Regions from separate parts of the Homo sapiens genome. Here region 2 is linked to region 1. A link is a loop called in an ENCODE intact Hi-C map of the cell type or tissue named here. Cell type or tissue: Caco-2. All regions are shown on one strand. Links, peaks and the distances in the headings refer to the core of each region. The heading gives the core; the rest is flanking DNA.

Evidence for each region. A loop is a pair of places that touch in the nucleus more often than their neighbours do. Peaks named below come from ENCODE experiments on the same cell type or tissue, not always from the same donor. Only the 100,000 strongest peaks of a DNase experiment are listed, where the experiment ranks them.
Region 2: a loop joins it to region 1, with 4 times the contacts of the local background. A loop is called at or near these places in 3 of 110 quality-filtered maps.

Annotation. Positions count from the first base shown.
Region 1 is chr14:45,209,225-45,214,604 of GRCh38, reverse strand. MIS18BP1 (MIS18 binding protein 1) reads left to right here. Exons shown (of 17, transcript NM_018353.5): 14 at 4,077-4,225. Among named protein-coding and RNA genes, the nearest start is that of MIS18BP1, 41 kb to the left of the region's middle. In Caco-2, for the core only: no CTCF peak of the experiment used is centred there; DNase peaks (open chromatin) are centred at 664 and 2,154.
Region 2 is chr14:45,265,960-45,271,339 of GRCh38, reverse strand. It overlaps LOC107984674 (a long non-coding RNA gene), which reads right to left. Exons shown (of 4, transcript XR_001750746.2): 3 at 2,652-2,711; 4 at 1,631-1,969. Among named protein-coding and RNA genes, the nearest start is that of MIS18BP1, 15 kb to the right of the region's middle. In Caco-2, for the core only: a CTCF peak has its summit at 2,594 (motif pointing right); a DNase peak (open chromatin) is centred at 2,619.

The DNA.
Region 1 (5,380 bases), core at 274-5,273:
AAGTATAGAGAAACAAAAGTGGGCCCAGGGGACCGGCACTCAGCATACAAGGCCCCCTGCTGAGGCCCCGGGCGGCGCCCCTGGTCTCTGAGTTCCCTCAGTATTTATTGATCATTATCTCTACCATCTCAGAGAGGGGGATATGGCAGGACAGTAGGGTAATAGTGGGGAGAGGGTCAGCAGGAAAACATGTAAACAAAGGTCTCTGTGTCATAAACAAGGTTAAGAAAAGGTGCTGTGCCTTGATGTGCACATATAGTGCATTAAAGAGCAGTATTGCCACTAGCATGTCTCACCTCCAGCCTTAAGGCGGTTTTCTCCTATCTCAGTAAATAGAACATACAGTCGGGTTTTACACTGAGATATTCTATTGCCCAGGGACGAGCAGGAGACAGATACCTTCCTCTTATCTCAACTGCAAAGAGGACTTCCTATTTTACTAATTCTCCTCAAAACAGACCCTTTATGGGTGTGGGGCTGGGGGACAGTAAGGTCTTTCCCTTCCCACGAGGCCATATCTCAGGCTATCACATGGGGAGAAACCTTGGACAATACCTGGTTTTCCTAGGCAGAGGTCCCTGTGGCCTTCTGCAGTGTATTGTGTCCCTGGGTACTTGAGATTAGAGAATGGTGATGACTTTTAACAAGCATACTGCCTTCAAGCACTTTTTTAGCAAAGCACATTCTGCATAGCCCTAAATCCATTAAACCTTGAGTCAACACAGCACATGTCTCTGTGAGCACAGGATTGGGGCTAAGGTTACAGATTAACAGCATCTCAAGGCAGAAGAATTTTTTAGTACAGAACAAAATGAAATCTCTTATGTCTACTTCTCTCTGCATAGACACAGTAACAGTCTGATCTCTCTTTCTTTTCCCCACAATGGTTAACACTGCTTGGGTTCCTACTAACGGCTAAGCATAATAGTAAGTGAATTAGAGTTTTGTTTTGTTCTGTTGATACGAAGGGTCAGATTTGTTTGTATATTGTCTATGGCTACTTTCATGCTACGGTGCAGAGTTGAGTAGTTAGGACAGAGACTGGACCACAAAACCTAAAATATTCCCTATCTGATTATTTACAGAAAACATTTGCTGACCTCTGGTCTACATAACCTTCAGAAATAGGTGTTATTATCTCTGTTTTACACAAGAGAAATTAAGTCTTTTAAAGGCTAAGGCTCTGTCCTTGTCCTTGTTCCTTGACCTTAAAATTTCTAACAGACATAGCCTAAACCTGTGCAACCTGCAGACCCCCATCATTCTTGTTTATCTTCTGTCAGGGAGAGCCTCAGCACCTTAGACCTATACAGTGTAGGATGAATCCCTCCTGTTACTGGCAGCAAATCCATACGGGTCTGCAGAAACCACAATTCTTACCTCCTCAGAAGAAACAATTCTGGCCGGGTGTGCTGGCTTATGCCTGTAGTCCCAGCACTTTGGGAGGCCGAGGTAGGAGGATCCCTTGAGCCTAGGAGCTTAAGACCAGCCTGGGCAATATAGGGAGACTCCGTCTCCATTTTTTGTTAAATAATACTTATAAAAATTTTTTAAAAAGAGAATTTGACCAAGGAAACATAAGGCAGAAGGAGAAACTGAGGCAAGTTTTAGTGCAGGAATGAAAGTTTATTAAAACACTTTAAAGCAGGAAGCAAAGGAAAGAAAGTACTCTCAGAAGAGGGCCAAGCAGGTGACTTGAAGCATGGTTTAACTTTGTGACTTGGGGTTTTATATGTTGGCATGCTTCTGGGGGTCTTGTGTTCCTTCTCCCCGGATTCTAACCTTGGGGCGGGCTGTCTGCATGCCCAGTGGCGTGCTAGCACTTGGGAGGGGAGCAAGTTACAGTGTGTTTACTGGATTTATACACAGGCTCACTTGAGGCTTTCTCCCTTACCAGTCGGATGTCCTTAGGAGGTCATATACCAGTTAAACTCCTCCATTTTTCCTCTTAATGCACATGCTTGAGCCCACTTGCCCAGTTTCTGAGATCTTATGAGGAAGCTGCTGATCACCAATTTTAGGTGTTTCTGTTTATTGAGAGATTGCTTTTCCCTGGTGCTGGCTGCGATTAAGTATTATTTTAGAGACACAGTTAACAACCACCTGACCATCACAGGATGGTCGCCTAACAACATTCCTGGTGGGGGGTGGGGAGGCCCTCTCATTCCTTGCTTATCCCTGACTAGTTAACCTGCTGTAACATTCCCACTTCTGCAAGTCACCAGTCAAGGTTAGCTATTTCCAGCTGGAGGAAGCTAACGGTGTTTATGGCCCAGGGGAGTTTAGGCTGTAGATGGCTTGTTTCCAATTTAGTCAGTGGGATGGAGCTGGGAGGAATAGAAAAGATGGAGGAAGAGAGAGAGAGATTAGGGCCCATACACACATTAAGGTTACACACCTACACTGCAAACAAATGGTGCACTGCCTCCAAACAAATCCCCAGTTAAGAGGGCTGGGTAGAGTTCCAAACTCCTTGCCTCAGTTTCAAACGGCCCTCCCCAGGGGACAGTCCAATGTGAGCAAAGCCCTGAGGGTGCCACAAATACAAATGCAAAAAAATGGCCAAATGGTGACACCAACAGCTAAGTCTAAACAGAGCAGAGCCCCAGCAACACCCTAAAAGAGGCAGAGGGAGGCTGGGTGCACATCAGCAGCTCACCTGGTTCCAACATTTGTCGACTTCTTCAAAATGTCACATTCTCTTTGTATCAGTGAAGCTTTGGAAGCAGCAGATGCTGTGACAGAAATAGAAAAGGAGGTTCTGCAAGACAAAGGCACCTTGGCTATTGCTGGAAGCTCCCCTAATGTTCTTACTACAGGGTCAGCTAGCCATGAGCAGCTGGCACTCACAGGTGGCTCCATGGCCCTATCCAACAGAAGATCAGATAGGTGTGTCTGGAGCCTCCTGTGAATACACAGGGCTCCCTGTATGGGCCACCAAAAATTGTAACCAGCAATAGGGGTCCAACTACTTGCCGCTTGTAAAAAGAAGCCAATATAACAAGAGCAAGGTGTGATAGAGTTTTATTATCTGTGCCAGCAAAGGGAAGTGTGGGTGAAATTCCAGAAATTCCAGTCTTCAATTTGTGGAGTGAACATAGGAGTTTTTAAAGAGAGAATGATTTGGAATGCAGGAGAGGAGGGGGTTAGGAGGTGTTAGGTGGCTCAATCTGCTCCAACAGCTTATCTTGAAATATTATTCCATTTGGTGAAGGGGCCAGCACCATCCTGGGCTCAACCAGGTTACAAATTAATTGTAGTAAATCTTGCAGTAAATTTCTAGATGGGAGTGAGTTTTGGCCTTGACTGGGGAGAGAATTCTGGAGGTATCCAGTTTATGCCAGGATCCGGCCCCTGAAGCTTCTAAGGAAATACATGACCAGATAAATGAGCATGGTGTGCACTTAAAAAGCGTCTAGGTAAAAACATGTGCATAAGGCATGGGAGCATAGAATGGGTAAAGAAACGGAGGTTCACATTTTGAGGCTGTATTTCAAGATGAATGGAAACACATGTAGTTTATCTCAAAGTTATATCTTAAAATTGGGGAGAAAGAAAGAAAAAAGTTTTAAAACATGGTTTGAAGCCACGCTACTCGGTTACAGGCTGAATAAAGAGGGTGACAAATCCAGTTTCTCAGAAACATTTAATAGAGACTTTTGAGCAGAAGCCATCTCTTGGGTGGCCTCAAGATGGTGGATTTGGGCACTGTTATCCCCCCAGACCCAGGGTTTATATACCATAGGGAATTTGCCTAAGGGCTGTATTTATGGTAAGTATGTGTTTACGATAACACCAAGGTTGTTTTGACCTAAGGACAAGATTTCCAGTAAGTATATGGAGGTAGAAATCTTAGAGGCATTTCCAGATCCAGGTTTAATCAGAAGTCAGCATGGTGAATTAGCATCTAAAATGGAGTTCCTCTAGCCTCTACTCCTCTACGTACTACTGTTTTTAATTATCTAACTTGGAAAGTTACAAGAAGAACCAACTTATCAGTCCTCCAAAACTATTTTGTGATAATGAGAAAATACCTTTTATGGGGTGCCTGCTGATAATAAATACTTGTTTTCTAGTTGCCAAGTTTCCAGGACAGTGAAGATGATGATGATATTCTGCCAAATATGGACAAAAATCCAACAACTCCATCATCAGTTATCTTTCCATTGGTAAAAACTCCTCAATGTCAGCATGTCAGTCCTGGCATGCTAGGTTCTATAAATAGGTAAATATTCATGCATATGATATGTTAATTCTCTGCATCAGAGTAGTGAGGAACATTTAAACATTTCATGAGGACCATAGATGCCAGTAATGGGAAGAGGCATTATTTAAAAAATCAAGAATGTGTAGTTTCTAGAAGTTAAGGATGGACAAGTTCATCAAATCGGGGTGCTATTCAATAAACAGCATTGTGATATAACCCACATTTACTTCTGGATCAATTCGAAATGGATCAAGGTTTTACTTGTAAAAAACTTTAAAAAAAAAAAACTAAAGAAACCTTGGAGAATTATTTTATAATACCAGATTAGTGATGGTCTTTCTAACTATACTATAAAACCTACAAGCCATTAATGAAAAGATGAATAAAGTCAACTGTGTAAAAATGTTTAACAAATTTTACCTGGTACCAACCACTACAAACAAAAGACAACCTGAGAAAAGAATATATGCAACTTGTCACAGGCAAAAGGCTAATTTCCGTAATATATACAGCATTCCTACAAACTAACAAGGAATGCATTGTTAATTTTTGTGCATTGCTAGTGAGAAGGTAAAGTAGTGCGATCTTTGCAGCAACAATTTGTAAGTATCAAAATTATAAATGCACATGCCCTTTGACTTAGGAATTTTACTTATAGAATTGTGAATGTACAGCTTATTCATTGTAGCATTGTTTAAATGGCAGTACCTCAAAAATCTATCAGTAGGGACTAATTAAATGAACTCTGGTCCATTATATAGTCATAGAAATTAATGAAGAGCCAGGCACAGTGGCTGAAGCCTGTAATCCCAGCACTTTGGGAGGATCACTTGAGCCCAGGAGTTCAAGACCAGCATGGGCAACATAGGAAGACCCCATTTCTACAAAAAAAACCCAAAAATGTTAGCAGGATGCAGTGGGGCAAGCCTGTGGCCCTAGCTACTAGGGAGGCTGATGTAGAAGGATTGCTTGAGTCCCAGAGGTGTAGGCTGCAGTGAGCTGTGATTGCAACAATTGCACTCCATCCTGGGCAACAGAGTGAGATCCTGTCTCAAAAAAAAAAGAAATTAATGAAGATATTTTTTATTGCTATTATGATAAAATGCCTAAGATATATTAAATGAAACAAAGGTAGATGCAGTGAATAATATACTACTGTTTGTGTAAATAGAA
Region 2 (5,380 bases), core at 264-5,263, 57 kb before region 1:
TCACATCAAGACCAAAAACTAAGACTAATAGATATTTCAATGCTGGATCTGGGATAAACAATACTTAGTATAAGACAGATGGAATTTTTCTGTGAAAAGCACTTACACTCTGCTTCATGAAACACAGATTGCCTGAAAAGGAGTTAGAAAATAATGCATACTTCACTATCTGTTTCTGAAGTCAGGGATATGGTATCTCCATCAACTAGAAATTTAGAATGCTATTCTTCTTTTTAAAAAGGGCCAGTCCATGAGTTGACTGTGTCTCTCCTCCATAATGTTGAGAGACAATTCTCCAGTGATCTTTTGTGTTTCTGTATGTCTCATGAAGAGGCACTGACAGCTTTTGTTCCAGACTATCTTTTCAAGGATGTTTGTATGGAAAACAATCTTAGAAGATAAAAAGTTGAGTCTCCCTCTAAAGCAGAGCGTATATTTGTTTCCTGACCATGATAGTAAATGTGTCTCTAATGAAATATTTTTGTGAAAACTGACCTAATCGAAAAGAGATATCATAGATCTCACTTTTAGGAGCAAGTAAGCTAATAAATAAGCTGATTTGTTTTGCAAATCCCAGAAAGTTTCAGGAATTGGAGGCTCCAGATACATCTGAAGGCAAAGTGTAGAGTTGAGCTTAAAACAGAAGAAATGGTTGAAAGTCTGTATTTAAAAAAAAAAAAATCATTTCTCAGTCCTCTTTCCTTAGCCCAAAATTTGGGGACACCTTTTGCAGCTGATTAATTAAGAGGTGATTAATTGAAAGTCTTTATACTAAAAGGTGACACCCCTAACCCTCTTCCCCAGTTTGTCTCACAGAACACCAGTTAACAGATTTATACTCTGTTTGCCTCTCCTGGTCCTTTCTCTGCCATTCTCTCCCTGGCTCTGAGAAATTGACTTCTGTGGACTGTATCAGCTAGGCTCCCTTAGCCTCTGGCTTGCATTTGGACTCAGCCAATGAGAGCCACCAGCATAAGATTGCAGGGTAAAAGGAGAGATGGGTTGAGCTTTTATTCTCTTTCTCCCCTTCCCTTGCAATTTTTGGCAGTGACTGCACTTCTCTACTTTCAGATACAGCAACTGTTGGACGCCCTCTCACACACAACTACAGATCATTCCAAGTTCCAGTATACTGTTAGGCCTAGGAGAGGTAATGGCTTTCAGCTGTTTTTAGTCCTGGAGTGTTTACCACCTCTTGATTGTTCCTGTTTGTGAAGGTTTAGTAATGTTTCCCTCATTAAACTCTTTTCAAGGAATCCTTTCATTGCTCTTTGCAATTTCCCCTTTGAGTGATCCATCTGTTTCTTTTTTTCTTTTTTCTTTTTTTTTTTTTTTTGAGATGGAGATTTGCTCGTTGTCCAGGCTGGAGTGCAATGGCATGATCTCGGCTCACCACATCCTGTGCCTCCCAGGTTCAAGCAATTCTCCTGCCTCAGCCTCCCGAGTAGCTGGGATTACAGGCATATGCCACCACGCCCAGCTAATTTTGTATTTTTAGTAGAGATGGGGTTTCACCGTTTTGCCCAGGCTGATCTTGAACTCCTGACCTCAGGTGATCTGCCCACCTCAGTCTCCCAAAGTGCTGGGATTACAGGCGTGAGCCACTGTGCCCGGCCAGATCCATCTGTTTCTTATAGGCCCACAAAGTCACATACCCTCTGGCAATTTTGCAGGATGCTTCTACTGGACCACCTGAACAAGCCCAAGAGAAAGGCCTACAGAGGTTTATTTCTAATCAAAAGGGAAAAGCATGAACAAATGCCCATAGGCATGAAGCAGTTAATTGTGTTCCAGGAACTAAGTGCTACTAGGTGTTACATGTGAGGTGGGGAGTGAATGGAGAGTAGGCCCAGAAGAGACAAATGCCAACTCAAAAGAGCATCTTGTAACTCATATCAAGGATCTTGGAGTTTACACCGTAGGCTCTGCAGAGGCACTGAAGGATTTCAAGTTTCAGTTTCAATCAATGCTGGAATAAAAATGAAGGAAAATGTAGGCAAGGCTAGAAGATGGAAGACATAAAGACATGACAGAGACAAACAACTGCAATGGTTTCAGTGAGAAATATTGAAGGCCATGATTCAGACTGTGGTGAAGGAATGGAGGAAATGGACAAAAAATTAGCAGCTATTGGGAGGCAGAATAGGTGAATGAGGGAATAGGGGGGAAACAGTCCCGATTGGCTCTTGGGCCTCTTACTTAGCAATGGATAAACAGCCTTTCACTGAGATAAAGTGTAGAAGATGACAGAATTTAAGAATGAGATTCACTGGCGGAAGGAAGGGGGTGAGGCGGGAACAATGATAAAGAGTTCTATTCTGAAAATGCTGAGCTGGAAATAGCTGTGGGAAATGTGGGTGAAATTGTCCCTGAGGTGCAAGGAAAGAGCTTCCCTTCAACCCACTGGTCAGTGTAGAGGGCATTGAACTCTGAGTTTTCCCCTCCCCCAATGAGGGAAACAAAATACAAATCCACAGCAAAAGAAAAACGTAAACAAACAAACAAACAAAAACAGAGCAAATCTGCCTTTGATCTTAGCATGGTAGTGGGCAACAGCCAAAACCAGAATAAAAGGCTCCCTGTGTAGATACCCATTTGACCACAAGATGGCATCAGAGCTAAGCTGCAGGAGAGCCCTAGTCAGAACCTACCTCAGTGCATCAAAGCCATCGCTTAACTGTTTGTTTTTGTTAGCAAGGAAGGGCTGTTCACTGGCAAAAAAAAAAAAAAAAAATTACTGAAAAGAGACATTTAGAATATTCTAAAACAAATTATACAGACTATACAGTATGCTCTAGGAGCTGGTAATATGGCACGTGATGAGCTGACTAGAGAGTCAAGCAGGTGCCTGTTTAAATTGGACATCAAGGGCTGTGGGATAGCAGGTGTCACATAAGCAGACAACTTCAACATAAACCACAAGGTTGGCCAGTGCGGTGGCTCACACCTGTAACCCCAGCACTTTGGGAGGCTGAGGCAGGCAGATCACTTGAGGTGAGGAGTTCGAGACCAGCCTGGCCAACATGGTGAAACCCTGTCTCTACTAAAAATACAAAAAAAAAAAAATTAGCCAGGTGTGGTGGAGGGCACCTGTAATCCCAGCTACTCGGGAGGCTCAGGCAGGAGAATCACTTGAACCCGGGAGGCAGAAGTTCCAATGACCTGAGATCATGCCACTGCACTCCAGCCTGGGTAAGAGTGAGACTCTGTCTCAAAAATAAAAAAAATAAAACTACAAAGTATGAAAGGTGATCCAGAAGTTAGGTCAATTGGCATAACAATCAGAAACAAGAACAAAAACACTAGCAGGTTTATGTATCACCAGGCATGACCTCAGGCCTCACCCCAGGTGGTTGTTGAAGAGGCCCAGATATTATCCCCAGGTCAAATATTAGATTAGACATGGGCATTCTGCCCTCTTGGCCTATAATAAATACCCCCACAAACACTGCAGTTGAGTCACTCACTGTGAAGCTAGATGAGTTAGCAAGAAAAAAACCATGTCAGTGTTAGCATCTCATTCCTTCTTCCCCAAAATTATATGTCCTAGGAGTCATCTCAGCATGGAGAGGAGATGGAAGCAGCAGGAGTAGAGAGAGACTTACAGTATTTCCCCCAAGATTGGGAAGGGGATATAATATTGAGATTTCTTTGAGAGGCAGGAATCTGCAGGGGCAGAGTAGGCCAATATATTTTCAAAGTAGCCACTACTTAGAGAGAGAGAGAGAGATTTGACATACCACACTCAAAAGTAGGAACTGGGAAAATCAAGCCATCTCCTATGTATCTCCTAATAATTTGAGACTCTTTAATAAAAGAATTCCATTTCTTTGAATTCAAGCTAGCTTCAGTATGCCTTTTGTACCTATTAGTATGAACTTAAATGGGAAAACACAATACACTTTATAAAGTCACATGATATAAATCATAGATGCCCCCACCTCCCCAGCCCACTTCACTTTTAGTTGTAACCAAAATACTAGTTATAATAGGCATTACAGACATAGTTACTATTAATACCACCAGGCCTCCCATATCACCCCAACCTCAGCTCACATGTAATTGAACTATAAATAACTATTTCATCAACTTTCAAGCTGTCTAGGAATGGGCCATATCTCTGAATCATTTATACTCTAATATGTCACATGGCTATCTCTAAACCTTCCAGTTCTATTTGATTAATTATTACTGTCTTCAAGCCCCTCAAGACCTCTTGTCTCTTGATCCTTCTGTAATAATATTCCTAATAGCCTTCTCTTGCCTTTATTTTTATTACCATTCATCCAAAAATTTTTTTAAAAAGTCTATCATTTGAACCACTCACCTAACTATATTTTTATAACTCCTCTGTATTCTTTTCATTCTGCTATATCCATTCCAAAATAACTCTAGGCCTGGATTAATATTTTCCCTTACAAAATTTATTAGAAATAAAAACAATCAATCCTGTAAACTGGTGCAACTACAAATCCCAACTCCAACTTTAGCTCGATTCTCAATATACTATAGCAATCTTTCTGTTTCTCTCAAGACAGTTCTCTCCCATTTTCTAACAACAGCTGTTCCAAAATTTAAATACTCTTTTCACCAAGCAATCATTGTGAGGATTAAACATTTCAATATCTGCTAACTTAATTTTAGCCAATGATCTCTCTTCCTTACATCAGTGACAAAAATATAGGCCATGGAGAAGAGTTTAACATGAAGACGATCCTTACCTAAAAAACTCATGTGTAGGCCGGGCGCAGTGGCTCAAGCCTGTAATCCCAGCACTTTGGGAGGCCAAGGAGGGCGAATCACGAGGTCAGGAGTTTGAGACCAGCCTGGCCAAAATGATGAAACCCGTTTCTACTAAAAATATAAGAAATTAGCCAGGCACAGTGGCAGGTGCCTATAATCCCAGCTAATCAGGAGACTGAGGCAGGATAATCACTGGAACCTGGGAGGTGGAGGTTGCAGTGAGCTGAGATCGTGCCACTGCACTCTAGCCCTGGTGACAGAGTGAGACTCCATCTCAAACAAATAAACAAACAAACAAAACTCATGTGCATCTCTACCAATAGTTCCTCCCAGCTAGTCATTCTAAAAGAAATCTCCCTCCATTTGTAAAGGCTGGCCGAGCACAGTGGCTCACTCCTGTAATCCCAGCACTTTGGGAGGCTGAGGCAGACGGATCACTAGGTCAGGCGTTCGAGACCAGCCTGACCAACGTGGTGAAACCCCGTCTCTACTAAAAATACGAAAAATTAGCCTGGTGTGGTGGCAGGCACCTGTAATCCCAGCTACGCAGGAGGCTAAGGCAGAAGAATCACTTGAACCCAGGAGGCGGAGGTTGCAGTGAGCTGAGACCATGCCACTGCACTCTAGCCTAGGCAAC